Linked DNA regions of Homo sapiens: regions 1 and 3 are each linked to region 2. A link is a contact called in ENCODE Hi-C or POLR2A ChIA-PET data. All regions are on one chromosome and are shown on one strand. The core of a region is the stretch at or near the end of the contact, and the rest is flanking DNA. Distances in the headings are between cores, read along the strand shown.

Region 1 (3,329 bases), core at 703-3,202, 540 kb before region 2:
TTTTTGTATTTTTAGTAGAGAGGGGGTTTCGCCATGTTGGCCAGGCTGGTCTCAAACTCTTGACCTCAGGTGATCCGCCTGCCGCCGCCTCCCAAAGTGTTGGGATTACAGGCATGAGCCACTGCGCCCCGTCTCTAAAAAAAATTCTTTTCTTTCAGCTATTTTACCAGAAAACATCCGCAAGTGTCTATTTCTAGCTTTTGATTTAAAGCGAGAGCTGTAGACTCTTCCACTTGAACACTTAAAGGCCATTGAGGAGTTACTAATTGGCCTAATTTCAATATTGTTGTGTTTCAGGGAATAGGGAAACAAGAGGAGAGGGAGAGAGACAGGGGAATGGCCATTCAGTGGAGTAGTGAGAACACACATTTTTATCAGTTAAGTTTTCCATCTTTTATGGGTGCGGTTCGTGGTACCTCCAGAAATTACAATGGCAGTGTCAGAGATCACTGATCACAGATCATCATAACAGATAATGAAAACATTTGAAATATTGTGAGAATTACCCAAATGTGTCACATGGACATGAAGTGAGTGCACGCTGTTGGAAGAATGACGCTAATAGACTTGCTTGATGCAGGGTTGCCATAAACATTGAATTTGTTTTTTTTTAAAACAGCATCTGCAAAGTGCAGTAAAGTGAAGCTTTACTTGCTTGATGAGGTTAGATTACTTCAGTTTCTAACCCACTTTTGTAGTCGATAGGAGATCACCCCCATTATTTCTCAGCCAGTTAATCTCGTGGTACTTTTGTTAGGAATATGATTAAAAGTGTTTCATATTTCCAGTATGAATACTTGTTTAAGTATTTATGGCTGAATGCATCTTTATCTTTATGATAGCAGCCTAAATATGCTTGTGTCCTACCCATAGATCTGTTCCTAAGTGTGGTATGCTTTGTGGCTGTGTTAGTGGCTAGAAAACAGATGGGGACATCCCGAAGGCAGCAGGCTAGTCTCCTCAAACTGTAGACATTTTTTTCTGATAGAGGGGCTTGAAGCCTTTAAGAGAGTCAAAGGAACTTCTGTGTTTCCAGAATCAGTTACTGATTTGTTGAGAATTGGGGCTTTATTTTTTTAGACTGTAGTTGCTAGCACCTGTATGTCACCTTTAGGAACCTTGACAGATGGTCCCCAACTTACTATAGTTCAAATTATGGTTTTTCAACTTTATTATCGTGTGAAAACTGGAAACTGTACTTTGAGTACCCACAGCCGTTGTTTTCACTTTCAGTACAGTCTTCAGTAAATGAGTTATTCATGCTTTGTTATAAAATAGGCTTTGTGTTAGATGATTTTGCCCAACTGTAGGATAATGTATGTGTTCTGAGCACGTTAAGGTAGGCCCAGCTAAGCTTTGATGTTCAGTAGGTTAGGTGCGTTAAATGCATTTTCATCTTATGATATTTTCAAATTATGATGGGTTTATTGGGACAAAACCCCCATTGTAAGTTGAGGAGAATCTGTACACCATAGTTTATTCATTCAACAAATAATTACTAAGTGCTTTTTAAGGCCAGAAACCTCAGTTGCTGCATTTATTTTCTAGTGGGGTGGGGGGGTCAATAAAATAACAAAGTAGAATATATATTTGGTTGCAGCAAATGCTATGCAGAAAAAAATAAAGCAGGTAAGAGGGATAAGGAGTACAGGGGAAAACAATGCAGTGATAAATAGGGTCATCAGGGAAAAAGGCCTAACTATGAAAGTGATATTTGTGTCAGGATGTGAAGTCAGCTGTGTGAGCATTTGTGGAAGATATTTTGGACAAAAAGAACAGCCAGTGCCAAAACTTTAAGGACAGAGACTGCCTGAAGTAATCCGGCAAGCAAACCAGTGTAGCTTCAACAGCAAGTGGTGAAGAGGACACAGGAGGTGAAGTCATAGACAGAAAAGGGAACTGAGGTAGGTGGAGACAGGTTGTGTGGAACCTAGTAGGCCTGTTGTGAGGATTGTAGCTCTTGCTCTAAGGTAGAATGCCAGTTCCTGCTTTGAGTAGAGGAGTGACATGATCTGATTAGTTTGTGGACAGAAGCAAAAAAAAAAAAAAGAGTTAGGGGGCTACTATAATAACCTAGTGAGAGAATGGTGTCTTGGGTTCCAGTGGTGGTGGTAAAGTGTGAGAATTAAGGTTCAATTCTGGATATATTTTGAAGTTAGAGCAGGTAGGATTTGCTGATGGGCTGGATGTATGGGTTATAAAAGAGGAAGGAATTTTTGGTCTGAGCAAGTGGATGGAAGGTATTGCTCTTTACTGAGATGGGAAGACTGGGAAAACTAGGTGGGAGCAGGGGAGAAGATCGGAGTTCAGTTTATGTTACTGTGATAAAGATAATGAGATGCTGAAACATTCTCTCTTTGAATCTAGCTGTATTTTTTGGTATTGCATATTGTAAAATTTCGTGGTAAGTACATGTTTTACATTTGTCAAAATTCAAAACAAAGCGAACCTTGATGTAAATGGACTTTGGTTAATAAGAATATGCAAGTATTGGCTCATTAAGTATAATAAATGTGCAAAGGAAATGGAAGGGAGGGTATATGGGTACTCTGCTGTCTACTCAGTTCATTAAACCTCAAATTACTTTAAAATATAGTCTATTAATTTAAAAAATTAATCATGTTAACTTACACTATCATGTTTTCTTTGATTGTTGAGGTCATTTCTGGGGGTCTGTCTTTTATTTAGTGACAGCATGTTGACTTGCCCCTCGCTCCCACTTGTTTCTGACATAATTTCATACCAAGCATATATCCACAGTAGACCTCCTTTCTTTCATGGAAATGCACAGCTTATATAAATATATTGTAGAAAATTGCTGCTTTTACTTAGACTAAAAGACACAAGAGTCCCCTGTAACAAACAGCTTGAAGTTATTTCATTTCACTGAGGTTTGTACAGGGTTCCTGAAACTGTCCTGTTTCAGGAGCTGCCAGATAACCTGATCCTAGAGTGAAACTCACTTTGGCATTCAGATTTTGTCTATGTTGATATACCTCAACAGTTTAAGATTCTTTTTTAACTTACATGGCTCCATGAAAGAGGGATGTGATGTTTCAGTGTTCAGTTTTGGTAGCTATTAATTATCCCTTGTAGCCTTCCACTTAGAAGTGATACTTTCAGATTGAACATTGTTTCTTAAGTTTTTTCCTTTCCACCCCTCTCTCTTCTTCTTCAGAAATAAAGCTCTGCATGTGTGTTGGTGTGTTTTAAGTATAATTTTTAATCTGTTTGTGGAACCACAGAAATGGATCCAAGAGGTAGGTAAGGTCTTAAATTGAATTTGATGTTAAATAAGCTGGCCTTTGACCCATAGGCAATGAGTGAGG
Region 2 (3,291 bases), core at 663-3,162:
GTGCCATAGGTCCCTGTCCCAGCAGGGAGGCTGATGGGCCTGGGCCCATGCCCCTCCCCACCTTTGGGGGTCAGATAGTGGCCACCCAGGTCTGCTGGGTTGGGGCCTGACACAGGCTGTGCATGCCCATTCGGGCTGCCTGTGGAGAGAGAATGGAGTCACTGTTTAACCATGCTACCTGCCTCAGCCCCAGCAGACCACAGGAGGTTGGCCCCAGACTCAATGAGTGCCTGCAGCAGCCGTACAGACACAGCATCCTTGGCCACCTCATGCCCATCCCGGCCATCTAGGATCAGCACAACCCAGATGAGGCCGCTGAAGGGCACCGGATGCCCAGGAATCACCACCTGGTACCAGAAGCGGTGCCAGCCAGCAGGTCCTATGCCCAAACACTTGGTGAGGAACACAGAGCTGCCCAGCTTCATTCGTTGGCACAGCAACTGCAGGGTAGCCCGAGCCCCTTGGGACCCTAACTTGTCCCTTGCCAAGGCCAACTGGCTGCCGTCTGGCTGTGGGGACCACAAGGAGGGACCCACAAGCTGCTGGCGAAGTCGCTGCTTCAGTTCTGGCTTGAGCCACTCCACAGCCACCTGCTCTCCACAGAGGTGTGGCTGCCCTTCCTCCAGGGCCTTTTTGGCCATGGCAGCGGTCCAGTGCGAGCTGAATTTGAGCAGAGCGATCTGCCCGGGCGCCGGTCCGGGGCTGGGCAGCAGCCGCGCCTCCTGCAGGCCGGGACCCAGCGGCTGCAGCGCGGGCTGCAGCGCGGTGCGGGTCAGATTCGGCGGCAGGCAGTCAACGCTCAGCTCACACTTCCCGGTGCTGCGGCACAGAAGCAGCGGGCAGGACGGCCGCAGCGGGTGGTTGTGCAGCGGGCGATGGCGGCCTGCGCGCCGCGCCGCGAGCTGCAGCGGGCATATGCGAAGCCGCGGTTCAGGCCGCTGAAGGTCATCATCAGGCGGAACTCGTAGAGGCGGCCCACGCGCTGGAACAGCAGGATAGCTGGTGCTCATACACTTCCTGAGGCAGCCGCCCGATGAACACCTCTGACCCAGCCGGCGGCGGGCTGCCCACCCAGCCTGGGGGTGGCCCGCCATACTTCCTCTGCCCGTTCACCTGCACCAGGCGATGCCTGTCTGCCTGACCCACGCCTCCAGCGCCGCCTTGTTCTCTGGCTTCACCCTCTCACACCACAGCTCACAATCCCGCGTGGACTGCATGGCTCTCTATTCTCTTTTTTTTTGAGACGTAGTTTCACTCTTGTTCTCCAGGCTGGAGTGCAATGGCAGGATCTTGGCTCACCGCAACCTCCGCCTCCCGGGTTCAAGCGATTCTCCTGCCTCAGCCTCCCAAGTAGCTGGGATTACAGGCACCCGCCACCATGCCCAGGTAATTTTTGTATTTTTAGTAGAATTTAGGAGTTTCCTAAATTCTGGGGGCTTGTCTCCCTGTTCCCCCACCCCGACTAATTTCCCTCGGTCGCTGCCACTGCCCCGTCCCTTAGGTCGCTCGGGCCGCCCCACTCCGAGACTTTTTTTTCTTTCGCTGGTTCTTTCAGCTTCAGTTTCCCTAGAGGGCGGGAGGGGAATATTTGGGGGCTCTCCTGCCTTCCTCTCCGAGCCGCGGAAGGGGAGACGCAGGGAGGAGGTCCGACCGGCTTTGGGCTCCAGCCAGGGGTCCGCGGAGACTATGGTCTCCGAAGGCCTTAGACGCGGGGCATTTCGCCAGCTGCGCGTCTCTCTCAACCGCGCCACCAAGCCCGGAGTCCAGCCGCGCCTCGCTGCGCCCAGCCCCGGCGCCCCAGGCTCTCTGCCCCCGACTCAATGCTCCCGCGCTCCCCCAAGCAGCCGCTGCGCCACCTCGCCCCGTCCCAGGCTCGTAGGCTGCTCAGCTCACGTGACCGCGCTCCGTTAACGGAAGAAACGAGATGGAGGCTGAAGGCGATCCGCAGTGGGGCCCCAGCCATTCGGATTGAGCCTTCTCCCTCCAACCGCTTCCGCAGGCCGGGCCCCTCCTGCCCTGCCCCTCTGGCCTCCCCACCCGGCCCCAGCCGCCCCCACTGCGCCCATTGCGCCCGCCCCTTCCCGGCCGCTTTCCCTTCTCCCTCCGCCTCGGCTCCAACATGAGGGGCCGGCGGGGCAGGCCGACCAAGCAGCCCGCGGCTCCCTCTGCGGAGCGCTGCGCCCCGGCCCCGCCGCCGCTGCCGCTGCCCACGTCCGGACCCATCCGGGGTTCCGCTCGCGGCAACGCGGTAGCAGCCCGGGCAGGTGGGTCGCCGCCAGGCTGAGGTGGCGCCCAAGACGCGCCTGAGCTCGCCCAGGATGGGCAGCAGTAGCCGGAGAAAGCCGCCGCCGCCGGCCCCACCCCAGCACCAGCGCCCCGGCCGGGGGGAGGCGGGGGCAGCCACCTGGCCCGGACGGCTGCGGTCTGGAGGGCTGTCAACAAAGTGGTGTAGGAGGACGCCAGTTACTGCACGGAAAGCAGCGTCAGGAGCCATAGTACCTACAGCAGCACTCCAGGTACCCACTCAGCCCAGTTGCTGCAGACTCCTTCCCCACCTTCTCTGCCCTCCCCCTTTGCTCACTCGTGTGCTGTGCATCCTGCTCCGATCTCCCCCCAACCCCGCCGACCCCCAGAGGGGAAATGCGAGGGCACATCAAGTGGCAAAAAACCAGATTTATAGGAGGAAAGAGGCGCATTGTTCAAAATGGAGATTGCATTGTTGCAGTTGGCGGGCCACACTCGCTCTCTCTTCCCGCCTCCCGCCAACCTCCTCTTTTTCCTCCTCAGAATTTGTACCAGTGTAGTGTCTCCACCGGGCAAGATTGAAACTTGGGCAAACACATATCCATTGCTTTCATTTTTTCCCCTTGTTTTGGTAGTTTTCTGGAATGAAAGAAGCCTCTTGTTTTGCAAACCTCTTTTCATTTCTAATGTGGTTCCTTTCGGATTTTTATTATATATCTGTTCCTTAAAAGGGAATTAAGGATTTGGACAGATTGTGTGCCACAATCTGTTTTCACACCCCTAGCTGTGGTTTTAAAATTATGTTAAGGAAACGGATCATTTGGGTTAGTAGGGGAACCTTATCTGGTCTTGTGTGTTTGTTTTTATTCTTCGAGTGCTAACGGGCCCGTGCAACAGTTTCTGGTAAATGGCTGATTAAAAAGCAAAGCAGAAAGCCAAACAAGACCCAACGAAATTTGGTAATTCATCTGATTCAAAATTGTTTTGGTTAAATCAAAAATTTACAAGACCGCAGGAACACGCGTCTTAACTCATTTGATCGCTTTG
Region 3 (3,262 bases), core at 278-2,777, 560 kb before region 2:
AACACCTGAATTTTACTTACAACTTCTTCCAATGCTGACCCATTTTGATTTTTATAAACATTTTGAAATATTTGTTAAGTTGGTCAAGCAAGAGATAATGTGATTATGTAGTATCTTATCAGTTGAGATCTTTCTCTCTCTCTCTGCCTCTTTCTCTCTCGCTCTCTTTTTTTTTTTTTTTTTTTTTTTTAAAGAGTCTCACTCTGTCACCCAGGCTGGAGGGGTTAGTGGTATGATCTCTGCCCACTACACCCTCTGCCTCCTAGTCTCAAGCAATTCTTCTATCTCAGCCTCCCGAGTAGCTGGCACTACAGGCGCATGCTACCACATCTGGCTAATTTTTGTATTTTTTGTAGAGACAGGATCTTGCCACCTTGCCCACACTGGTCGTGAACTCCTGAACTCAAGTGATCCACCCACCTTGGCCTTCCAAAGTGCTGGGTTTACAGGCATGAGCCACCACCCCAGTCTGGTTGACGTTTTTCACCTCCTTCTCTTTACAGCATATTCAGAAATTTTAAACCAGTAATACGAAATACATATATTGGTTGATTTTTCTGTTGTATTTTAAGCATATTGACTTTTTAAATCGGATCATATTTTTGCATGCAAGTACTATGGCTTTTCAAGGTCATTCTGATTTGAAACAACACATTTCTTAGTCAATTCATTGGCTCTTTACCCCCTTTTAAAATTTTTTATTTTTTATGTGATTTATTTATTTACTTATTTTTAGTGATGGAGTCTCACTGTGTTGCTCAGGCTGGGCTCAAGCAGTTCTTCTGCCTCAGCCTCCTGTGTAGCTGGAACTACCTAAGGATGTGCACCACTGTGCCCAGCCAGATCTTCACCTTTTCCAAAAAAAGAAACATCTAAATGTGAAACCTTTTAGGCCTGTCAACTTCTTTTTTTTTTTTTTTTTTTTTTTTTGAGACGGAGTCTCGCTCTGTCGCCCAGGCTGGAGTGCAGTGGCGGGATCTCGGCTCACTGCAAGCTCCGCCTCCCGGGTTCACGCCATTCTCCTGCCTCAGCCTCCCAAGTAGCTGGGACTACAGGCGCCCGCCACTACGCCCGGCTAATTTTTTGTATTTTTAGTAGAGACGGGGTTTCACCGTTTTAGCTGGGATGGTCTCGATCTCCTGACCTCGTGATCCGCCGGCTTCGGCCTCCCAAAGTGCTGGGATTACAGGCGTGAGCCACCGCGCCCGGCCTCAACTTCTTGTGATAGACACATACAGAATTTTTCAGCTACTCTCTGCCTATGGGGTAGCCCTACCTTGCAGGAGCAGTCCAAAAAAAATTTTTTTTTTCAATTTAGGATCAGTGTAGAGGAAAGAGCCCTGGACTATCATAAGACTGAGTACCAGCTTGGCCAGTCAGTCACTTTGTGACCTTGATTAAGCTATGTAACCTTTTCAAATTGATTTCCCTCTCTGTAAATAGAGCTGATAAGATGGCTTGCCCTGTTTCCTGTGGTTTTTAAAGAGGATCAAATGAGTGCGTGAAAGTTCTCATGAAAACTAGACGTCTATTCAAATATGAGGTGGTGGTATTCTCAGAAGGTCATAGATGAATGATGCATTTATTTTAGTGCTTTTCACAGTTTAGTCTCAATACTGAGTGCTTACTGAGGGGTTGTATGGAGGCACACTAGTTGTTTCTTTAGGAGATGTCTTTAGCTGCTAGAGTAGAGAACAAAAGAATGAGTAAAGAGGCTTCAGAAAAGCTAGTATGGGCTGGCACGGTGGCTCACACCTGTAATCCCAGCACTTTGAGGGGGCCAAGGTGGGAGGATCACTTGAGGTCAGGAATTTGAGACCAGCCTAGCCAACATGGTGAAACCCTGTCTCTACTAAAAATACAAAAAATAGCTGAGTGTCATGGTCGACGCCTGTAATCCCAGCTACTCGGGAGGCTGAGGCAGGAGAATCCCTTGAACTCAGGAGGTGGAGGTTGGAGTGAACCAGGATTGCATCACTACACTCCAGCCTGGGTGACAGAGAGTCACTCCTCTCAAGAAAAAAACAAGGAAAAGCTAGTATGGATGGAGCACCTCCATGCTCATTTCCTAGAGCTTATGTTTTGTTGTTTGATTTCCTAGTTCATAACAGAAGGGGTTTTGTAAGCTGACCTAGCTTGACAATCCTTTTTGGGTTTTTTGGTTTCAAACATGATCTTATAAAATTATTTAGTGCATTAAAATGTAGACCCAAGTAGCTGCTTAGCTCTTGAGAAAAGGCTGTGTTTCAGTTTAGCACAACAGTGTTTTCAGGAAGATAACTGTTCTAGATAGCTCTTTTTTTCCAAAATTCTTGATTAAGGTTTGGGGAATTTAGAATTATCTCCAGCTATTAAATTATCAAATTGGTTAAGTAGAGGTAGAAAGTTTATTGCATAAATCAGTAGATTTGTCTTCCAAAGAAGCTTATGAAATAGAAAGGGCCAGGAGGTATACCTGTAGTTGAAATATGGGATGGGCCCATAGAGAGTGAGTTGGAAAATGATAGTAAGTGGTTGAACATGGACTTTAAAGCATGGCATGCTCTGAAGTCATATTAGAAAAGTCCTTTGCTTTCATGCAAAACTAGTCTCCGTGGCTTTTCATTGTGTAGATCGGGTTAAAAGCAGAATATAAGAAGCAAGTTTTTGGATGAGATGATAGAACTTAAGTAGTACTTGTCTGTCAATCCTAAAAGAATTATTTCTGGCCAAATCCTCTCCTCTAACCACCAAATAAGGAGCTTGACTTCATTCTCACTGTTAAGAATCAGAAACCCAGTTTAGAATATCCAACTCCTGGTGAACTTTTAAAAATTAATATATATCTTGATACTTTATAATCTATTGTGTGGCATCCAACGAATGTGAGGTAATCTGGGGAGTTAGAAATGCCTTGCATTTCGTGTGGAAAAGGTGTAGTCGTAAGTTTGGCCTGGGAAGGTTAATACTGTCTTTGCACATAGAAAGCTAAGGGCAGTGTCATCATCATTTGTTTGTGAGGAGGGGACTGAAAAAGCAAAATCATCACTACTAGCCTATTCTAAAGGATCTTAATCCCATTACATTTTTCAGATTTTTTTTTTATTATGTAGTATCCCCTGGATATAATCTTTTTGGTGAAGGGGGATGTCTCTAATTTCCACGTGGTACCCCCTGTCATATACAGGTTATGTATCTGGCAGTCTACAGCTGCAATTCATGGCTGTTTATAAAATTTCACCAGAACTTGTCCTGACGTCCTTTTACTTTTGTAAATGATTAG

Evidence for each region. A loop is a pair of places that touch in the nucleus more often than their neighbours do. ChIA-PET counts read pairs that join two places held with the same protein, here RNA polymerase II (POLR2A). Pooled maps may share reads with other maps.
Region 1: a loop to region 2 is called in a pooled map, with 2.7 times the contacts of the local background. The contact joins two enhancer-like sites. A Hi-C loop is called at or near these places in 2 of 168 maps with a recorded cell type or tissue (K562 and psoas muscle) and 8 of 50 pooled maps.
Region 3: a pooled map shows a loop between it and region 2 (3-fold over the local background). The contact joins two enhancer-like sites. A Hi-C loop is called at or near these places in 1 of 168 maps with a recorded cell type or tissue (chondrocyte) and 6 of 50 pooled maps. POLR2A ChIA-PET finds 5 or more read pairs at or near these places in 1 of 52 experiments (T-cell).

The regions. Positions count from the first base shown.
Region 1 is chr17:46,119,899-46,123,227 of GRCh38, reverse strand. The region is part of intron 2 of KANSL1 (KAT8 regulatory NSL complex subunit 1); the gene reads left to right. Among named protein-coding and RNA genes, the nearest start is that of KANSL1, 72 kb to the left of the region's middle. Within about 2 kb of position 1,952, at least 3 of the 41 ENCODE cell types and tissues checked have a DNase peak (open chromatin) inside an H3K27ac peak, as active enhancers do.
Region 2 is chr17:45,583,797-45,587,087 of GRCh38, reverse strand. It overlaps the pseudogene DND1P1. Among named protein-coding and RNA genes, the nearest start is that of LINC02210, 35 kb to the left of the region's middle. RefSeq lists an enhancer at 1,793-2,737. Within about 2 kb of position 1,912, at least 39 of the 41 ENCODE cell types and tissues checked have a DNase peak (open chromatin) inside an H3K27ac peak, as active enhancers do.
Region 3 is chr17:46,144,501-46,147,762 of GRCh38, reverse strand. The region is part of intron 2 of KANSL1 (KAT8 regulatory NSL complex subunit 1); the gene reads left to right. Among named protein-coding and RNA genes, the nearest start is that of KANSL1, 47 kb to the left of the region's middle. Within about 2 kb of position 1,527, at least 3 of the 41 ENCODE cell types and tissues checked have a DNase peak (open chromatin) inside an H3K27ac peak, as active enhancers do.